2 separate regions of the Mus musculus genome follow, and region 2 is linked to region 1. Evidence: chromatin contacts called from ENCODE Hi-C or POLR2A ChIA-PET data. All regions are on one chromosome and are shown on one strand. Each heading gives the region's core, a stretch centred on a gene start or an enhancer-like site at or near the end of the contact. The rest is flanking DNA. Distances are from core to core; before and after follow the strand shown.

What was found. Hi-C counts contacts between places; a loop is a spot of excess contacts on that map. ChIA-PET counts read pairs that join two places held with the same protein, here RNA polymerase II (POLR2A).
Region 2: a loop to region 1 is called in a map of T-helper 17 cell, with 3 times the contacts of the local background. The contact joins the promoter of Gfi1 here to the enhancer-like site in region 1. A Hi-C loop is called at or near these places in 1 of 37 maps with a recorded cell type or tissue (T-helper 17 cell). POLR2A ChIA-PET finds 5 or more read pairs at or near these places in 1 of 5 experiments (embryonic stem cell).

Annotation. Positions count from the first base shown.
Region 1 is chr5:107,266,955-107,269,670 of GRCm38, forward strand. All of the region lies in intron 1 of Tgfbr3 (transforming growth factor, beta receptor III), which reads right to left. Among named protein-coding and RNA genes, the nearest start is that of Tgfbr3, 21 kb to the right of the region's middle. Within about 2 kb of position 1,382, at least 1 of the 3 ENCODE cell types and tissues checked has a DNase peak (open chromatin) inside an H3K27ac peak, as active enhancers do.
Region 2 is chr5:107,722,975-107,725,674 of GRCm38, forward strand. It overlaps Gfi1 (growth factor independent 1 transcription repressor), which reads right to left and starts at 1,369. Exons shown (of 6, transcript NM_010278.2): 1 at 750-1,369; 2 at 249-434. The coding sequence starts at 864. RefSeq lists a promoter at 1,000-1,388.

The DNA of each region.
Region 1 (2,716 bases), core at 132-2,631:
AAAAACAAAAAAAGAACAGAAAGAACAAAACTCATATTTCAACTCTTCACCTCTTCACCAATATTAAAAAGGAGAAAGGGCTTTGCTGCCTCTCTGCCACATTGCAGAAAAACTCAGTCCTGGGCCATGTGATCCAGAAGCCTCTTTCTAACCATTTCTGGTTCCTGTCTAGAGCTCTGTCAAGGTTGTATTGCTGTTGCTTTACGTGTGTGTGTGTGTGTGTGTGTGTGTGTAGTGGGTCTCTGTGTGTCTGGATCTGTGTGTGTCTGGGTCTGTGTGTGAGTGTGGTTTGTTTGAGGCAAGGTCTCACTGTAGTCCTGGTAGGTCTGTACTCACTCTGTAGAACAGGCTGGCCACAAACTCACAGAGATCCACCTGCCTCTGACCCCTGAGTTCTGGAATTAAAGGTGTGGCCGTCATCTAGCTGAGATTTGTGACTGATATGTGTATCGGGGGAGGGGAGGTTGTTGCTTTGTTTGAGACAGTTGAAATATATATATGTATGTGTGAGAGAGAGAGACAGAGATGCAGAGGGAGAAAGAGAGACAGAGACAGAGAGAGGCACAGAGAGAGAGAGAGAGAGAGAGCGCGCACCCAGGTTTATAAGGTGCCACACATATAATACGCTATCAATCAAAAAATATCAGCTATTTTGATCACTACCCCATTCTCTTTGAGGTCTTCTTGCTGATAACTGAAAAGATCGGAGTGTGGTCGGTCATTCATGTAATTCTTAGCTCCTGCCCAACAAGTTTTGTGTATTGCCACAGGGAGAAAGAAGTCAAGGTCAAGGGAGAACAAAGTTACCAGCAATGCTGACAAGTTAGAAAACTTATTTGAAAGCCACGAAATTTACTTCAGCTAACCCCTGGAAGCCTCGCCTTTCTCTCACCATCAGATAAATGGAAATGTCTGTTTGCTTAAGAACTCGACAACAACACTGAGAGTTTGTCTCCCGTTTTTCCTCTTCAAAAATTAGATTTCCTAAATGGGTTAATAAGCTGGAGAGTTTGTTTCCAGGTTTTTTTCTTCAAAAATTAGATTTCCTAAACGGGTTAATAAAGAGAAATCTCCCTGAAAGAATATACCATTTCAACGAACACCAACAGAAATCTTACTAAAGCAAAGACCCATAAGGAGCACTGAGAAGATGGTTTACAGGAGGATTTTTATGGAGCAAATAACCACAGGCAGCCCAGGGCGCGCGTCACCTCTGCTCACATCTGTGCAGGGCCTGTGGGGCTGCGCTGCAATAATCCAGGAGCTTACACCAGTCCTGAAGGAACCATGGAAAGAAAGGCAAATGGCCCTATTAAAAATACGGCCTGCAAATTGCTGACAAGAATATTGGGCAATTATATAATTATTATATAATCGAGCCAAGCTAAACAGTTTGATGCCCAAAGGCAACCACAGCAAGTTCACTCCGGATCTCGAGACATCTCCGAGGAAGTGCAGGACAAGTTGAGACTCCACACAGCTGTGGTGAACAAAGAAGGAGCTTCTTTGAGCTGAAGCCCCTCTTTATGAGAACGTGTTCGAAAAGAAAGCAAACTGCGAGGGTTTTTTTTTTTTTTTTTTTGTCTAATCTCCCCAGTGTGCTGACAGAGTTCTAGGGCCTGGGAGGACAGGAAGGGAATCCCAGGGGTCCCACCTGGCTGATGTCCAGCCAAGACTACAGACCAGAGCTGTGGCATGACTCAGGAATCCAGCCCCTCAGCTGAATGCTGGGTGGAGCCAGGCCTCCATAATTGTGTACCTCTGAAATAAAACCAGAAAACACCAACTCCTCTTTCAGGTGAGGTTCTGTCATAGTCACTTAGCTGCTGACCCGCCTTGACATCATGAAATCTCTTTGGGCTCATGAGCTGTGTGAGTGCGTAAGTAGAACCACTGAGACCCTGGAACAATCTGGAGGCGACTGCAGAGTGATCTCTTTGCTCGCCACCCAAAGCTTCACAGCAGTGTGCTCCACTGCTGGGGATGGGAGCCTTTAGCACCACAAATTAGCAGAAGAAAACAGGGGGGGGGGGGCACTCACAGGTTAAAAACAAAGAAGAATGTGCCGCTTGCTAAGTCTGTTGATTTCGGAGCATGCTGTGTTTACTTCTGAGACCATTAATCAGAGCTGGCTGCTGCACATTCCTGAGAACCAGCAAAGCATTTGGGTAAATACAGGGATTAGCTGAGGAAAGCCTGCTCAACCAAATCCTTGACAGCACCACGAATCTAGACCCACGCTCCAAAGGAGCTACTTAGAAAAGCCTAGACTAAGGAAGGAATGTGTGTGTGTGTGCGTGTTTGTGTCTATCTGTGTGTGTTTGTGTGTCCGTCTGTGTGGTGTGTGTCTGTCTCTGTGTATCTGTGTGTGTGTGTGTGTGTATATTTGTGTGTGTGATGTGTGTATGTCCCTCCGTGTGTGTGTGTGTGTGTGTGTGTGTGTGTGTGTGTGTGTGGTATGTCTCTGTCCGTGTGTGGTGTGTGAGCATCTGTCAATTTGTGTGTGTGGTGTGTGTGTGTGTGTGTGTGTATCTGGTATATGTATATGTGTGTGTCTATGTATATTTGTGTGTGTATATTTATCCATCTGTGTGTGTGTGGTGTGTATGTGTTTGTCTGTGTGTATCGTTGTATATGTGTCTCTATATATAATATATTATATATATTTGTGTGTGTACATGTGTGTATGTTCCTCTGTGTGTGTGGTGTGTCTCTG
Region 2 (2,700 bases), core at 119-2,618, 460 kb after region 1:
GACCAGTTCGTTTGACCTCGCCTGTTAGTTCCAGGCAAACGAATTAAGGGCCAGCCTGGAGCTAAGGGACTTAGAAGGAGGCAGAGGACACTTTGGGCAAGGTGTCCAGCACAAAAGCTGGATGCCTCCCCTGAACCCTGTTCCCTTAGGAGCCAGATCCCTAGGCCGACCCTCTGCATCCCTTGTGCGGGCTTCCCTCCGTGCTGCGACTCCAGAACTCTGCCACAAGACCTCGAATCAAGGCTTACCTGGAGACACGGAGGGAGAAGGGGGCCTCCAAAAGTCCTCGAACTCGGAGCAGGGGTCACAAACGCTGCCTTCGCAGCTGTTGGGGGACGCGGAGGCCCTGTCGGGAGCCTCGGTAAGCTGAGAGTCGGGGGACAAACGCTCTCGGGGCTCCATTTTCGACTCGCCTGCACTCACAGCGCCGCCCTCTGCGGAAAAGATTCAGGAGAGAAATAAACCTAAACCTGGCCGAACTGAAGTGGTTCCACCGTGGCGCCCGTGTCCTCCTCTGTCCACTCTGACCCAACCGGGAGCCCTCCCTCCCGAATTCAAGAGCCGACTGCGAGCGCCAGGGGCATCTCTGGCAAGCTCAGCAAATCTGAGCACCGGGAAACAAAAACAAAAACAAAAAAGCACCCGAGGGGCGTTAGGATAGCCTCCCCCGATTCCTAGGAAACGAGGTGGCTTGGAGCAGAGTCGGTGTCCTCGGCAGCTGCCCTACCCGGCCTCTGCGCGCTTCGCACCTGCTCTGCCCGGCGCAGGCACGGTCTCCAGGCGCAGGGAGTAGTCCGGCCCCGGAGAACGCGGCTGGTGATAGCTGTGCGCCTTCTTGCTCTTGACCAGGAATGAGCGCGGCATGGTGGTCAGCCGCTGGACGAATGTTTGGACCCTCGGATACTCTGAGTTCTGAGAGAAGGGGGAAAATTGGGTGGAAACGAGGGTCAGCACCGATGGCGGTTGTGGTAGGTTCCCAGGCCAAGGAAGAGTGTGGGCCAGGGAGGAGAGAGGGAAGCCGCGGGAGGAGGGGCCTGGACCCAGGCGCCACGCTCACCAGGTGGCACTCGGACAGGTGGCACGAATCCCGGCCTCCGCCGCCACTGCAACAGCTCAGTGGTAAAACCTGTCCCCAGGCTCTGGCTCTGGTCCCTTTGCTCTGCCCTGCCCACGCCTCAGCCCCTCCCCTTCCCTACCAAAGCTAGATCATCACTCTCCTGAGAGCAGTAGTCCACAACTGGTCCGTTATCCCAAGTCAACCCTGCAAGCCCACCTGCTCCCTTCTGGGTTGTGGCTCACGCCAGGGATGCGTGGCTTAGTTTAGCCAGTCAGGGGGCATCAGTGTTTGGGACCCGGAAGGGGCTTGGAGCCAAAACCTCCAGGAGCCCCGCGACGAACAGAAGCGAAAGAGGGGCGTACTAGGGACTGGTTTGCCTAGGGACTATGTGCTGCAGTGGCTGGAGCAGAAGTCAGGAAGCCAGAGGCACAGGAAAGTGAGGTGGGAGTGGCAAAGGACCAACACTTGTCCCAGGAGAAACGCCCACTGGAATAGTGGTGTGGCACCGGCCAGGACGGCGACCACTGAGAAACATTCCAGACCTGTAGGCCTTGCTTCAGAAACTAAGTCCCAGAAAGAATTATTTTCTGATCTGCTCACCAAAAATCTTGTCCTAGGGAAGTTGAGTTTAAACTGCGTGCTTACTGGCAAACACGCGGTGCCCAAATTTAATGAGTGCCAACGACTTCGCGGGCCAGCAAGATGAAACCGGAGCGCGCACGAGTGAGCAGTGGCCAGAAGGCCTGGCCAGGAGGCCAGGGTCCCTGAGCATGACCGAGAGCTGGCGTCGCTCTCTTTAACCCCCAATCAGTTCACCTAATCTCGGGTCGAAACCTGAGCCCTGCAGGAGGCGGGGCTGAGACTGCGTCCCAGCTCCTGGCCCGCTCCGGGGGCGACCCTAGGGAGGCCTAGGGTGAAACGAATCCGCCTGCCTCCAAGGTCCAAGGCAATAGAGGCTGAACGGCGGCGGCGGGCTCAAAGACTGGGGCACAGGCCGGCGCACGCCCCGGGTCTTTGGGCTTCGTGCAGTTCAGACTGAGGAACCCGAGCCTCTTCGCCACCCCCCCCCAGGAGCGCGTACAGAACACACCCTGTTGTACCCACTTAAAAGGAGCCCAAGGACTCCTGCTTCAGATTCCCAGTCATAATGTATAGTCACACGCCTTGGTCGGGTTTGGCTCCCAGAACCCAGGCTCCGGCGCTTTAATTTTCCCGCACTCCCTGTCTGTACAGCCAGACGCTCCAACCAGAGGACAATTCTTAAAGCAAGCATGAAGAGCAAGAAAACAGGGCAAGAGTTCTGGAGGCCTCGATGAGGTTCGGTCCTGCGATAGCCAAGAACGGGACCCGTGGGAAGCAGGGCTGTCTGGTCCCGCGCTGGGTCTGCGCGTCAGCACCACGCGGGACAGGGTAGACACAGAGGTGGCGTCCTCGCCCAGGCCACAAACCTACGCTTCGGAGGGCTTTGCTGGGTTCCGGGTAGGAGGGGTAAGGGGATGGCAAGGAGGCCCAGCGCGTGGGAAGGCAACCTCGTGCTGCAGCTGGCGTCCAGGGGGCGGGGCGGCACGCTCCTGGCACAGCGGCCCGCCAGGCTTCCCCTGGTCATCTGAGGCTGGAAATTCGGGAGCTGAAGGCAAGGCGCT